Regions from separate parts of the Homo sapiens genome. Here region 2 is linked to region 1. The links are chromatin contacts, found by Hi-C or POLR2A ChIA-PET in ENCODE. All regions are on one chromosome and are shown on one strand. Each heading gives the region's core, a stretch centred on a gene start or an enhancer-like site at or near the end of the contact. The rest is flanking DNA. Distances are from core to core; before and after follow the strand shown.

What was found. A loop is a pair of places that touch in the nucleus more often than their neighbours do. ChIA-PET counts read pairs that join two places held with the same protein, here RNA polymerase II (POLR2A). Pooled maps may share reads with other maps.
Region 2: a loop to region 1 is called in a map of GM12878, with 2.1 times the contacts of the local background. The contact joins two enhancer-like sites. A Hi-C loop is called at or near these places in 3 of 168 maps with a recorded cell type or tissue (A673, CD8-positive, alpha-beta T cell and GM12878), 5 of 37 single-sample maps with no recorded cell type and 5 of 50 pooled maps. POLR2A ChIA-PET finds 5 or more read pairs at or near these places in 13 of 52 experiments (A673, AG04449, BJ and 8 more).

Annotation. Positions count from the first base shown.
Region 1 is chr6:129,605,233-129,612,217 of GRCh38, forward strand. It overlaps ARHGAP18 (Rho GTPase activating protein 18), which reads right to left. Exons shown (of 15, transcript NM_033515.3): 8 at 6,301-6,378; 9 at 2,661-2,820; 10 at 645-727. Among named protein-coding and RNA genes, the nearest start is that of ARHGAP18, 100 kb to the right of the region's middle. Within about 2 kb of position 2,714, at least 2 of the 41 ENCODE cell types and tissues checked have a DNase peak (open chromatin) inside an H3K27ac peak, as active enhancers do.
Region 2 is chr6:129,642,647-129,649,450 of GRCh38, forward strand. All of the region lies in intron 1 of ARHGAP18 (Rho GTPase activating protein 18), which reads right to left. Among named protein-coding and RNA genes, the nearest start is that of ARHGAP18, 64 kb to the right of the region's middle. RefSeq lists an enhancer at 4,516-4,595. Within about 2 kb of position 3,111, at least 7 of the 41 ENCODE cell types and tissues checked have a DNase peak (open chromatin) inside an H3K27ac peak, as active enhancers do.

The sequences.
Region 1 (6,985 bases), core at 1,464-3,963:
ATTATAAGAGCTTCTGACAACACTTAAAGTAGATGATATTAAGTTATATAAACATTAGAGCAAATCACTTCAAAATGGTGATATAAATCAGAAACTCCGGATGAACCCTTAGAGAAATAATTAGAATTTGTTTGAGTTGGTCTATCTTTTGGCTAACAATTGTGTCAAATCACCATTATGACTCACTTCAAAATCTACCATTTCAAACTACAAACTGTCATATCTTTAGGTAGTAGTGGGTTATATTTGATAAAACTTAGGATTTTTGTTTTAAACATTTATATTTTACCTTACTGCTACCTGCTTATTAAATATAATTTGATAAATGCAAAAAAAAGAAATAAGAAGGAGAAAAAAAACAAAAAACCACCCACGTTTCCATTAACCGACGAACCTCAATCGTCTGGTTTGGAAGAAGAAATGTTACAGTGAAAATTAAAAAAAACAAAAACTTAATAACATTAGTAACATAACAACCTCATAAAGAGTTAAAGGCTTTCACCCTCTGTCCTTAAAAGTAGGCTTTTTCTTTATAGACTTTTATGACCATGTCCAAGATACACATCTTATTGTTTTGCCACAAATAATGAAAAATTACTGTGCTTACTTCTAAGGGATATTTAATGTAAATTAACCAAGCTGACCTTCAGTGTGTCCCTGTTTGCATCAGGTAGGAGGATGACAAGAAGGTTCAAAGCCTGTAGTTGCTGCTTCTTGGTTGGAAGATCTGCAGACAAATTAAATAAATCTGAACTCTTTTCTTCAGTGAACATTTTCCTTTACTTTATTTTTTCACTTTTTAAGAAAAAAGTTATTTGGCATAAACATGACTGTAAAATGTAAGACACAACGACTGAGCTGCAAGCCTTGTTGAGAGTGTGTTTGTGGGAGATCAGCAGAAGCAGCTGCTGTTAGGAGCTTCCTCTCTCTCAGAATGCTCACTTCCAACTGTGATCATATGACGTGCGGCCTTATGTTTGCAGACACACAACAGTGCTTTGGAAATAATTTTAACTTCTGCGTGATAATTATTCCCCAATGAAAAGACATAGAGGATTGGACCTTCCATGATACAGTATCAGGGTGCGTCCGTAACAGTGGTTTGTTTCTTTTAATGGCGAGTGAACAAATGCATGGTAAGAGTCCATCAGTTCCAACAGGAATATGTAAAATAGGGCCTGGAACACAATAGGTGCTTATAAATGCCTGTGGAATAAATTAGAAAACGAAGCAGCAGCTCAACAGTCTAAGAGGTGCATTATTATCATTGATGTTATCATTTTCAGCAGCCCTTACCCCATTTAAGTAATACTCATGGATATTTAGAATCATTCCAGCATTTCTTTTTCAGCAATAAATTTGGTCCTTTAATCCATATCCAGGAAATGTATGCAACGTAGCACAATTTAAACATTAAAAAATATTTCCCACAGAAGGTAATTTATTCTATTTAAAGAAGAAACATGTTAAGAAAAAAATACTTTAAACAGAAGAGATTTCAGTTCCGTCTCTCCTAGAAATTCTGAAGAAATGTCATGATACGAGATGACTCATGAAACCATCTCAATATTGTATGTGTTAAGAATAGCCTGGTACAGTTCTGGTTGAAACTGTAGCTCACCGCAATTTATTCTTTTTTTTTTTTTGAGTCAGAGTCTCACTCTGTCTCCCAGGCTGGAGTACAGTGGTGTGATTTTGGCTCACTGCAACCTCCACCTCTCAGGTTCAAGTGATTCTCTGCCTCAGCCTCCCGGATAGCAGGGATCACAGGTGCGCACCACTATGCCTGGCTAATTTTTGTATTTTTAGTAGAAATGGGATTTCACCATATTGGCCAGGTTGGTCTTGAACTCCTGACCTCAAGTGATCTGCCCGCCTCAGCCTCCCAAAGTGCTGGGAGCTCACCATAATTATTAATAGTGCCCCTTTTCATTCTTATAAGTGTCCCTGTTTAAAAGATAAAGATACAGTTACTTGAAGGCAGTGATGGCATTTTTACTTTTCTTCATGGCCTCTAGGTGTAAAATGGATAATTAGGCCAGTAGATAAACCTTATAAGATCTAGGTTCACTGGAAAAAGAATCGAGAACTATTAGAGACACTAATGTGTAGCTTGCCCAAGACGACAAAATGGCAGTACATAAGAAGCAGCTTGTGACCTTCCACCAATGAGGCAGCAAAATGCTTTGCTCCACACTTCTGCATGACAACCTCAGAATTTAATTTTTCAAGAAATGCTCAGAGACCCTACCACTTCTCCTTGTGCTTTTATGATAACTGTTCATCCACAGCTTCTCCAGTAAGTGTTGCTTTTTAACACTTGGCAAGAAAATTGTATCAGAGATCTTATGTGACTCATTCTATTATAAGAGAAACATGAAGTTTCCAGGTTTTAACACTGAAATATATTGTATTGCTTAAATGTCGTGCAATTAATCTGTACCCAAAGAGAACATTCTGTTATCTGTTTACTCAGGAATGCATATTTATAAGAAAAACAGAAAACAATGCATGGCAGCTGAGCACCCACTGACATCAGTTGAGTCAATATGTCCACCCAAATACGTCTGGTTGCGTTCTTTGTGATGCCAAATGTCATTAAAACAATTAACATAGATGGCACCAGCAGAAGGACTGCTTCAAAGAGGGATAGCACTTACTCTGGACAGCCTGAAAGGCTTTGAGATACTCCACACTGAGCAGTGGCTGGGGCAACTCCCGAATGAAGAGCTTCAGCAGGCTGGCGGCATCATGCTGTTTGACACTTTCCCAATTAAAAGTCCCTTCATAAAACTTTGCTTCTAGTTCTTGGCAAAGATTCTGATAGGCACGAAAAAAAAAAAAAAAAAAAAAAGAAGCAGCTAGAAGTGCATTTTTTTTCTTGCTGAGAGTATGACACATTTTCACTTTCAAGAGACTCTGCTCTTTAGACAAGACAAATCAGACTACCAAAAGTCAATATTTCTTTTACTCAGAAAAAAAACTACTCCTCTCCTCTAATCCAAATGTACTTTACCAACAAAAAACTGTACCTAAGGCCAAAAAACATTTTAAAATTTATACTTTTTCCTGGACATTCCACAAACTGTAAGTAATAAAGTTTTAATTAAGAGACTGGTTAAAATAATTGTTCCATTTGGGGGCTTCATCTACATATTATAAATCTTCGTTAAATTAAGAAAAAAATCATTAAAAAAGAAGTATATGTTTTAAATTTAGAAGTATATTACATAAAAAAATACATAATCAGTCTCTGGGACTAAAACAGAAGGCTACCTCTGATTAGTCACCTACGGGAAATGGAAAACCCAATTTTATAGTAAACGAGGCAAGAAAATACATCAATATACCTGTCTTTAATGCACAGCCATCCTGCTGCCAGCTGCAAAAAACAGTCTGAGTCCATGCAGAATTAGAAATATCTAGTTCACTTACCTCAGAACTCTACAAAATTTGTCAGGCAAATTATTACTAATAAATCAATTGAGTTTTGTAATTACTATTTTTTGTATACTTCTTTACTATATATAAATCCTATCACGTTAAAAACCATCACAAGTTTCTGTCACTTTCCTCTGTTACATGAAACCATTCTCCCAAAGTATGTTCTTTGTTTTCTTGTAAGGCAAATTACCACATTTTCTCTTCCTAACACAACAACCATTCTCTACCCCCAATTATTTTTGTAATTGATGAAATAGGTGAAGGGGAGTGGCAAAGACAGAAAAAGAAATAGAGAGGAGGGAAGAGGGAGTGAGAAAAGGAGGAAGAGGAAAAAAAAAAGAGGAGGGAGGAAAAGATAGAAAAAGGGAGTGGGAGATAGGGAGGGAAGGAAGAGGAGAGAGAGGGGGCATGGAGGGAAAGAATGAGGGGGGAAAGAATGAGCAGGGAAAGAATGAGGGAGGAAAGGACAACAGAGGAAGATCCAGAGAAGAGAGGCAGAAAAAATGGAGGGAGAGGGAGAGAGAATAGTACAGAGAAATTTGGTGGGGCCAGGGGGAAAAGAGACAACCAACATTTTTGCATATTATCTTTTAAATTATTTATAATGGACCAGCTGCTGCATAATTTGGCATATGACAACAGGCTGGGTTGAAGAGTTGAGCCAGCTGAATCCACTTAATTGGCCTTCTTAGAAATTACACTTAGTTAAACTTGTCCTTCTGCCAGCCTTCTCGTTGCAAAGTAAAATCTGCATTATATTCACTATTCTGTACTGAAGTAAATGTATTTTTGCCTCCTGTGAGCTGGCCATTGCAGTCTGCTAGTGAGGGCCCGAGTGCTTTGAACTCGGTGAATTGAGGACTATCTTGCCAATGTGGGTAATATGAAGTTATGTTTGTTACCTGTTTCTGAGGAATTATATCTTTGTTAGTGAATGTACTTAAAAGAACTCGTCTCAGAATCACACAATGTCCACTAGTGGCAAACGTGCTATAGGTGTTACATGAAGTGAGACAATGACAAGCTATGAAACTTACAAACACCACAGTTTCAGGGAGCTCTAAGTACCAGACACCAAACCCAGGGGACACAAGTGGAAAATTATGATCAGAATATATCAGGTTACTCGAATCCTATTAAAATGAGATCACTATGTAGTAAGAGCCAAGGAGGCCGAAACTGGTGTCCTAAATCAAGGCAACTTATCAAAAAAAGCAGGTGATGCAAACTGTGAAATGTATAAAGAGTAATTCCAATCCTGGCAACACCACAGCCCATTAGAAGCAGGCCAGGACAGTGTGCACTCCCCAAGAAACACTTAGTCCTGATCCAGCTCTAACGATTTCATAAAGAATGGGGTTATGAAAATGAAGAGAGATTCTCTCTCTTTTCTCCTATTTTCTCTTGGATTTTCAAATTCAGGAAGACAATGTATTGGATGTGGGCAGTGGTTACTTGTGCTATCTCAGTGCAGAGCTAAAGGTGAATTTGGAAGATAGGGTAAAAGTTAGTAGTTAATGGCTGCTTCCAGATACAGCTACAATTCCAAGTATGAGTCCCCTTTACATTTAAATCCCCTGAGGGGATATGCAGTATGCATCCCCTGTAGGGTAATTCCATCTTTATCATGCATTCATTGGAAGCTTTATCCCCCAGGCCAAAAAGTGAGGCACAAAGATGACAGCAGGAGGACACGTGGTACCCTGGAACAGTGGGAAGGAACTGTCATCCAGAGAGAAGAAAAGGCAAGGGAGAAGGGATGGCTCAAATTGGGAAGTCTAGGAATTATTCTTTCACCAGCCAGACTCAGGCTACCCTGGATGCAGCAAGACAGGGAACTGTGTGAATCAGGAAGGTGGTTGAGAGTGTCTCGTCTGGCCGGCTCACTAAGACTAATTATGCATAGGATGTCAAGGTCCCCCATCTGCAGGAGTCTATGATCCTGGCCTTTTTCTTTTTTTTTTCTTTTGAGACGAAGTCTCGCACTGTTGCCCGGGCTGGAGTGCAATGGTGCGATCTTGGCTCACTGCAACCTCTGCCTCCCAGGTTCAAGCGATTCTCCTGCCTCAGCCTCCTGAGTAGCTGGGATTACAGGTGCCCAACACCATGCCTGGATAATTTTTTGTATTTTTAGTAGAGACAGTGTTTCACTATTTTGGCCAGGCTGGTCTCAAACTTCTGACCTCGTGATCCGCCCACCTTGGCCTCCCAAAGTGTTTTTTCTTTTATTTTTAAGAAACAGGGTCTTATTGCTCTGTCACCCAGGCTGGAGTGCAGTGGGACAATGACAGCTCACTGCCACATGGGACTCCTGGGTTCAGGCAATCCTCTCCACTCAGCTTCCTGAGTAGCTGGAACTCCAGGTGACCACCACAATGCCTGGCTAATTTTTTAAAATTATTTTTTGTAGAGACAGGGTCTCACTTTGTTGCCCAAGGTGGTCTTGAATTCCTAACCTCAAGCAATCCTCCCGCCTTGGCCTCCCAAAGTGCTAGGATTACAGGTGTGAACCACCACGCCCGGCCCTGACTTCCGTAAACTCAATTGCTACTACTCATCCTGGCTAAATCTATCACAACTATCCCCACGCCATTAATATTTTAACTCATCACATTCTTTTGTCATAGTATTATTATAGGTAATATGGTGATTTTGAAAACAAAACAAAACAAAAAACTTAGCAAAAACCAGAAGGGACTGTAGAAAAACTAAACTGAATGGTAAAAGGTTTTATTGTTTTATTTTATCTACTTTACTAACAATGGAAAAAAGGGGTAGAGAGGACAAGTTAGCTTTTAAAATGCATAAGTGTAAATAAACAATAAAATGTTTACATTAGTAGAACCCAGAGATTACCTTGATTCTAATGGCAGCTCCAGGGATCCGTAAGAGGCCTTCTGTTTCCAAACCTCTCTCTTCAATTCGAGAAATCAGCTGTGCATAAACAGAGAAACATTCTAATTTCCGTATTTGTAACAGGTACAATTCCGAATTTAACATCTGTTTCACATATAAATAAAACTGATTACAATGACATGTAAACTGGATTTTATGAGGTTTTGAATGCTATTTTACTACCACTGTCCTTCAAAACAATAAGTCCAGAAACTTTTGTTATAATTTAGAAAAAGTTGGGCCTTATGCTACTTTATAACAGAAGTGTGTAATTTCACACAACAGCTGTGGTACTCCAAACAAACAGAATAAAGATGTTCACTGTTTAAAAGCAACTAAGAACATCTATTTATTCTGCTTTTCCAGAAACCTACATTCTGCAATCAAATAAATCTTATGAAAATCTAGCATTTGCATATTTACATCTCATTTTTAGCTTGTTCCAAGAAAGAATTATTTATGACATGCAGAAAAAAGACTGTTTGCAAATATTCATTTTTAAGTCTTTGGTGTTAAACAAAGAAAAATGTCCTTGTATATGGCCTCTAAGTCATACCTGATGCCCAATGAATACGCTGATCTAACTCCAGATTCCCACAAAAAGCATTTTTTTGTTTTTGTTTTTTAAAAAGGCAGAAACCCGCAA
Region 2 (6,804 bases), core at 1,861-4,360, 38 kb after region 1:
TCTTGATTACAGACTATTAATTGGGAATGAATTTTATATAATTCTTGTGTTTATCATTTATATTCATAAACCAAACTTAGTCAACTCTTATACAGCAAATATCTTCAACCGATGAAGCACTATTTGAATTTCCATTTTATTTTTGAAATCAAAATATAAATAGGATGATTTAAGTTTGCTGTTATAATCTACTGTAGAAAGAAATTTCTAATCTTTATTTATAAATGGACCCATGATTTATATGTATTAAAAATTCAAAACTGGGGTACAAACTCATTTATTAGCAATTCTGAATAGCTTGGAATTACCTCAAACATTTCTCTCTCAGATATTATCTATGAAGAATAAATTGAATAAATAAGAGTATTTGTATAACTTCAAGTAAACAATGTTTTTTGTTATAATTCATATCTTACCTACTTCTAAAATTGAATTAAAGGAGCTTATAATAAAAACCTATATATAATAAAATAATTTTTTGTTTTATTATTATTTATAGAGAAGACCATGCCCGATTCCTTAAAAGAAGAAATTTTTCAGCTTTGATGCCTTTCCTTTATATACGGTTGATATGGTTTGGCTATGTCCCCACCCAAATCTCATCTTGAATTGTAGTACCCATAAGCCCCATGAGTCCTGGGGGGACCCAACAGGAGGTAATTTAATCATGGGGGCAGTTACTTTCATGCTGTTCTCGTGATAGTGAGTGAGTTGTCATGAGATCTGATGGTTTCATAAGGGGCTTTTCCCCTTTTGGCTTGTTACTTCTCCTTGTTGCCATCATGTGAATAAGGGTGTGTTTGCCTCCCTTTCTGCCATGATTTAAGTTTCCTGAGGCTTCCCCAGCCATACTGAACTGTGAGTCAATTAAACCTCTTCCCTTTACAAATTACCCAGTCTCAGGTATGTCTTTACAAGCAGCGTGAGAATGGACTAACAATAAATTTTTTTAAAGAATACAATTTGAGTGAGGACAATAGTTGAATAACTGTTTTGCTATTCTAATTTTCAGATTGCTTCTCTCAAGAAGGACTTCCAGGAAGTAATTCTTTGTTTGCCAGATTGGTTTTACTTACTGTACATATTGAAAATAATTTTAAAATTACAACAAAATAATAGTGTGTGAACATTCACATTTAAACTAACCTTTCCCAAAATTGTTTAAAATAGTAGGATTTTAATAGTACATAAGGGAGAGGGTCACTAAACTCTGGGCGAATCTATCCAGCAGCTTAATTCCAACTGGTTAGAAAAAGGCAAGGAACTTAATTGTTTATTGCTGCAAATAAATGCAGTATAACTGAGCACTTAGCTTTAATATGCTAATAAGCCAGTTTTATTCCTTTAAAGATGATTCTTCCTGCCTTGATTACAAACTTTATTAATGCTGGTTGCATACATGAATAAACAATCACTATACTCTCTCCCCAGTAGCAACCTTGGGGTGGCGATGGGTGGGAATTAGGACAGGGGCCAACAAGCCTAAGTCTAGACATGTTTGTGAATCTCTTTCCTTAAGTCTCCATTGTTCATTGTTTGCCTTCTTCATCCCTTAATTCAAGGGGTACTTCCTCCTTCCCTGGCCTCAATCGTCCTGTTTACATCTCTGTATTCCACCTGGGTCCCCATATCCGGCCCCAATGGCCACTACATAGCCAGTATTTTTCTTGTAGAGTTTTCACTCCTGATTCTTAAATTAACATGTAAATGAGAAAGTCATCCCTCTCTTAAAAATAAAAAATATATATTTTTAAATTTCTGGTTCAGCAGCTCAACTTATCTGTATTGTTCATATTCCTTACTTCTGCCTTACCAGGATAGCTAATGTTAATTTACAGATGACTGCCAGCTTCATTTTTCGTATTGCATGTCAAATAGACAGATGCCTTATCCTTTTGTTTTCTCTCTCATAGTGTGAAATTGACCACCTTACTTCTGTCTCCTTTAACTCTTACCCCCCTGTGAGACCACAATAAGTACTGTAAACTGTGTGAAGTATAATGACTAACGCCAAATAATTGGGTTTATCTGCTCAAGGGAAAAAGGTGCAGTTGAACTAGAAGTACATTAAGCCTTTCACTCCTGAAGGAATGTGTTTATTCTGGCAAGAATTTTCCAGTAAATTTCCATTAAGATAGCATGTGCAGAAAAATGCAAGGTCATTGAGTAACACCATTGTTACATAAATACACCATCTATATCAAGCCTTGCTTTCAAAACATGCATAAAGCAAAAATTGAATAGCTTAGTGCTGATGAATTGACTCAATATTTTGACTTTAATAAGATTCAGAAGCTGAATAGGTTTGTGATAACCTAAAAATACTGAGTCATGGAAAAGAGGAATTTTCTTTTTCTTTTGTCTGTATTTTTTTTTGATCACTGGTAAATACTGCAAGAACACATTTTCATTTTTAAATAAGAGGGGATGAGGAGTGGGAAGGAGACAGCCATTCAGTAATAGACTACCCTCCTTGGTCAACCTGCCACGTATTTTTTAATTTGTCTAAAAATGTAAGTGAACATTCCTTCAGTTTACATCAATGAACATGTTGTGTTACTTCTTTTCTTTGTAGAATATATTCTACTTTTGTACTTCAGACAGGCAGTGACTAAAAGTCTGGACCTTCCTAAAACTGTTCTGCTAAGAGGCCAGTTAACTAGTTTCCTCTTTTCTGTTTTTAGGAGTATGTTATATGATATCATGTTCATTCTGCAAATGGGGTTCAAAAACATAAAGCAACATCTGCTAGATGTAATGAAGTACAGAGCAGAAATATTTTATATTTCCAAAAGATCCAAGTTGACACATGGTGTTGAAATCAAAGAAACACACAGTTTATACCACAGGCAACTACCAGTGACCCCTCCCTGACTTTCTAGCAAGCAATTATTCCAAGTTCCTTCCTCCTCCCTCTCCCTCCAGAATTCTGTGTGCTAATCGTGCCATGGATATGCTTCAGAAGCTCCCGCATTTCTCACCTTTTACAAGTATAATGACAGAACTAGACGCTGTCCTCTAAAGGAAGTTGCCAGAGTTGCTCTATAAAGAATCGCTTCCTAGCTTGCTGTACAAGTCACGCTCTTTCCAATACACCAGAGTATAATCATTTTGCCTTTTTTTACCATGAACACTCACATCACAAGCAAATATTCACTTTACAGATCCTGATGGGCCTTCCTGGAATCTTCTTTTCCATCTTGCTAGCATGTCCTCCATGCTCTGTTTACAAAAATGAGGGCTTTGTTTTGTTGTATTTTCCCAAGGTATATGCTATCCCATTTTCCCGTGATACATTTTCCACCTGGTCAGTGAATTTCAAAGGCACTGATATCATTCAGGGTATGAGTAATAATGCCTGTTATTTATTTTGTCATAGCAAATATTAAACTGGTCTGACATTTTTTCTTTACAAAGAGGTGGGGGTTGCCATTGATTATACTGAGGTCAGCTAGAAGATTGATGATTTATTCTGCTATCAATGCAGTCAGCTCAGTCAGCAAAATGAAATGGAAACATATGGAACTGGGAGTCTAAGTACCAAATGATTCCAGCTCTACTTAACTGCAATCTTTGGTAAATCACTCACTTTCTCTACTCCTCACTTTTCCTATCTAAAAAATGGGAAGAATAACAATGGCCTTGCTTGCTTTGTTTGTTGTGAAAATTCTTACTGAAGTGCCTCATAGGTAACCATGAAAAAGGTCCCCTAGGTAAATTTGTGCTGTACTAACTGCCCCTCCCACTGTTTAATAAGGTCTAGAGGAATCACATATCCTCTAGAATATTCTCAAGCTTTGTGGTCTCAGGACTCCTTTACACACTTAAGATTGTTCTAAGACCCTCAAAGAGCTTTGGCTTATGTAGGCGATATCTACTGATATTTATAATATTAAACGCAGAAACAAAATATTTTAAATGCTATTCACTTAAGAATAAACATCTTCACATAGATAACATTAAAAAGGCCATTTTTCAAATAAAAATAGTGAGATGAGTAGCACTGTTTTATATTTTTGAAACTGCCTTTAATGTCAAGCTTAATAGAAGACATCTGGATTCTTACATCTGCTTCTGCGTTCAATCTTTTACAATATTACAGTTCATGTCGTCTCTGGGAAACTCCACTGTATTCTCATGAGAGAGTGAGAGTGAAAGAGGCAAATAACATCTTAGCGTTATTATGAAAACAGTTTTACTCTCCTAGACACCTGAAAGGGTCTGGAGAGCCTCAGGTGTTCCCAGACCACGCTTTGAAAACCACTGTTTTAAGAATTCTCAAAAACAACACATAATGGGTCTGAAAATGCACGTTTCAATTCTATGGGCAAAACTCCAGAAAGCCCTCTGAGAGAAACAGACTTGCTTTCCTAGTGACTGGACTTATTTCTTTGTTTTTGTTTAGTTCTGTATCTTTTCACAAAAACTGGGACTTATTCCAATATATCCATATTTAATTTATACTATAATGACAAAGAATTAAAATGTCTTTAAAAAAAACCCCTCCCTTGCCAATACTGTTAATCATTTGCTGGTGTCCATTATGTGTAAGGGGCAGAAGTTCTCTCTGGGCATCCCCTTTTGGCCAGTATATTTGAAAATTGCCTTAATGTGCCTTTGTCATCCCTACCCTCTACCTAAAACTCCTTCAGGGCAGATTTATTTGTAAGTAGGATGTTTCTTCTGAGTTCATATATTTAACTATCTGGTCCAATTTCTACCTTGTGTTCCCTACCCTGTTTAAAGTCCTATCGTGATGCTTTCTATCCAGTCTGTCTCCTGCTTCTGACCCTTCGAGGCATTTTTGTGCCCCAAAGTCAGCTTTCTTGAAGACCTCTGATCCTAGCACCTGTTTTGTTTTGTTTTCTTATAAGATCCTTTCTAAAAACGATATACTTTCTTTCATGTTCCCTATCCCACTTTTATTTCCATGCAGGACAAGAAGTGACTGAGTTGGGATATACATACAGTATAAGACAGAAGAATAAAATTTATTTTTGTTTTGGCTTCGTTCTGTTTTAATGTGTAAAAAAAAAAAAGGCAGTGGGGTGGGGGTTCTTCCTCAGATCATGACATATAAACCATAATGACTAAGAATATTTTAGAAGAAGCCATATGTATTGAAGTGTAAACATTAGAATGCTATTGCACCTCAGAGATTTAAACCTATCCCATTATTTTCTAGATGAGATAATGAGGCCTCAAGGTTAAATCTTCCCCAATTTTACCCAGCAAAGGGGTGATAGAATCGAGATTAATGCCCTCATTTCTTCTTCAGTGGTCACTTTAATATGTCAAACAGACTAAAAAGGATAGGATTTACTTTGTTTTCCCCAGATGCATCAATCTTTCTGAGTTTGTATTGCGTATAGCCAAGGCAAAAGTAATCTTGTTGACACAGTCTATAATTTGCACTTTCAAATGACCATTACATTTATCAAGAAAAAAATACATTTAAAAATCAAACCATATTTTTTTAAAAAGGATGAGAATTCTTTTCCAATGCACTTTTTTTTTTAATTTTTCAATTTTTTTGGTTTTTTGAGATGGGGTCTCGCTGTGTCTCCCAGGCTGAAGTGCAGTCCACAATCATAGCTCACTGCAGCCTCAAGCTCCTGGGCTCAAGCGATCCTCCCAACTTAGCCTCCCTGAGTAGGTGGGACTACAGGCACACACCACTTCACCTGGCTAACTTTTTGTAGAGACAGAGTCTCCTTGTATTGCCAAGGCTGGTCTGGAACTCCTGGCCTCAGGCAATCCTCCTGTCTTAGCCTCCCAAAGTGTTGGGATTACAGGTGTAAGCCACTGTGCCTGTCCAGTGCACTTTCTAAAATATGGTTTGTGGCCAGGCACAGTGGCTTACACTTGTAATCCCACCACTTTGGGAGGCTGAGGTGGGAAGAGTGCTTGAGCCCAGAAGTTCAAGACCAGCCTGGGCAACTAATAAGACACACATCTCTATTTAAAAAAAAAAAATTGTGTCATGCTGGGCATAACTTTAAATATTCTGTTTTTTAAGAAACTTTGTTTTGTAAATTTTGAAATTTTAAAATTTAATACTGTGTCTTTACATTATCTCTATGTTAGAAAAAAAAAGCATGTTTCTCATGTGTAGATTTATCTCTTTCATTTCAGCAGCGATATTAAAGAACTACTGTAATCACTATCATGGTGAGATGGTAAAGCTATTAATACTGTGTAATGGCCTTGTCCATCAGAATATGCTGAATTTGAATGACTATGAAGAGCTGCAGCCTACAAATGACCCAAGTCATTTTTACCCCTTCGAAGAGAATGCCTACTGTTGTTTAGCTGAAAGCAGTCATTATTAGAAGTGGCTCTGACATCCAGGAAGAAAGAACACTGATAATGCCTGAAGGCAGTAAGAAGTTGATTAGAAAGCAATACCACATCACTCGCCCCACACACACCCATGCAACCATCAGAACCCAGAGAAAGAATCTAATCTCTTCTATCTGACTCAAATGCTATAGTCTTAAGGATGTACTGAATTTCACAGAAACTTACTTCTTTTCCTCTTTGCATATCTTACCCTTTTCATTTTGGGAAAAAAATGAAATTTACTTATTTCTTTCAGCTTTCCTTTTCTTTAAAAATAAAAGTCGCGGCCAGGTGCGGTGACTCACGCCTGTAATCCCAGCACTTCGGGAGGCCGAGGCGGGCAAATCACGAGGTCAGGAGATTGAGATCAGCCTGGCCAACAGGGCGAAACCTCGTCTCTATTAAAAATACAAAAATTAGCTGGGTGTAGTGGCGCACGCCTGTAGTCCCAGCTACTCTGGA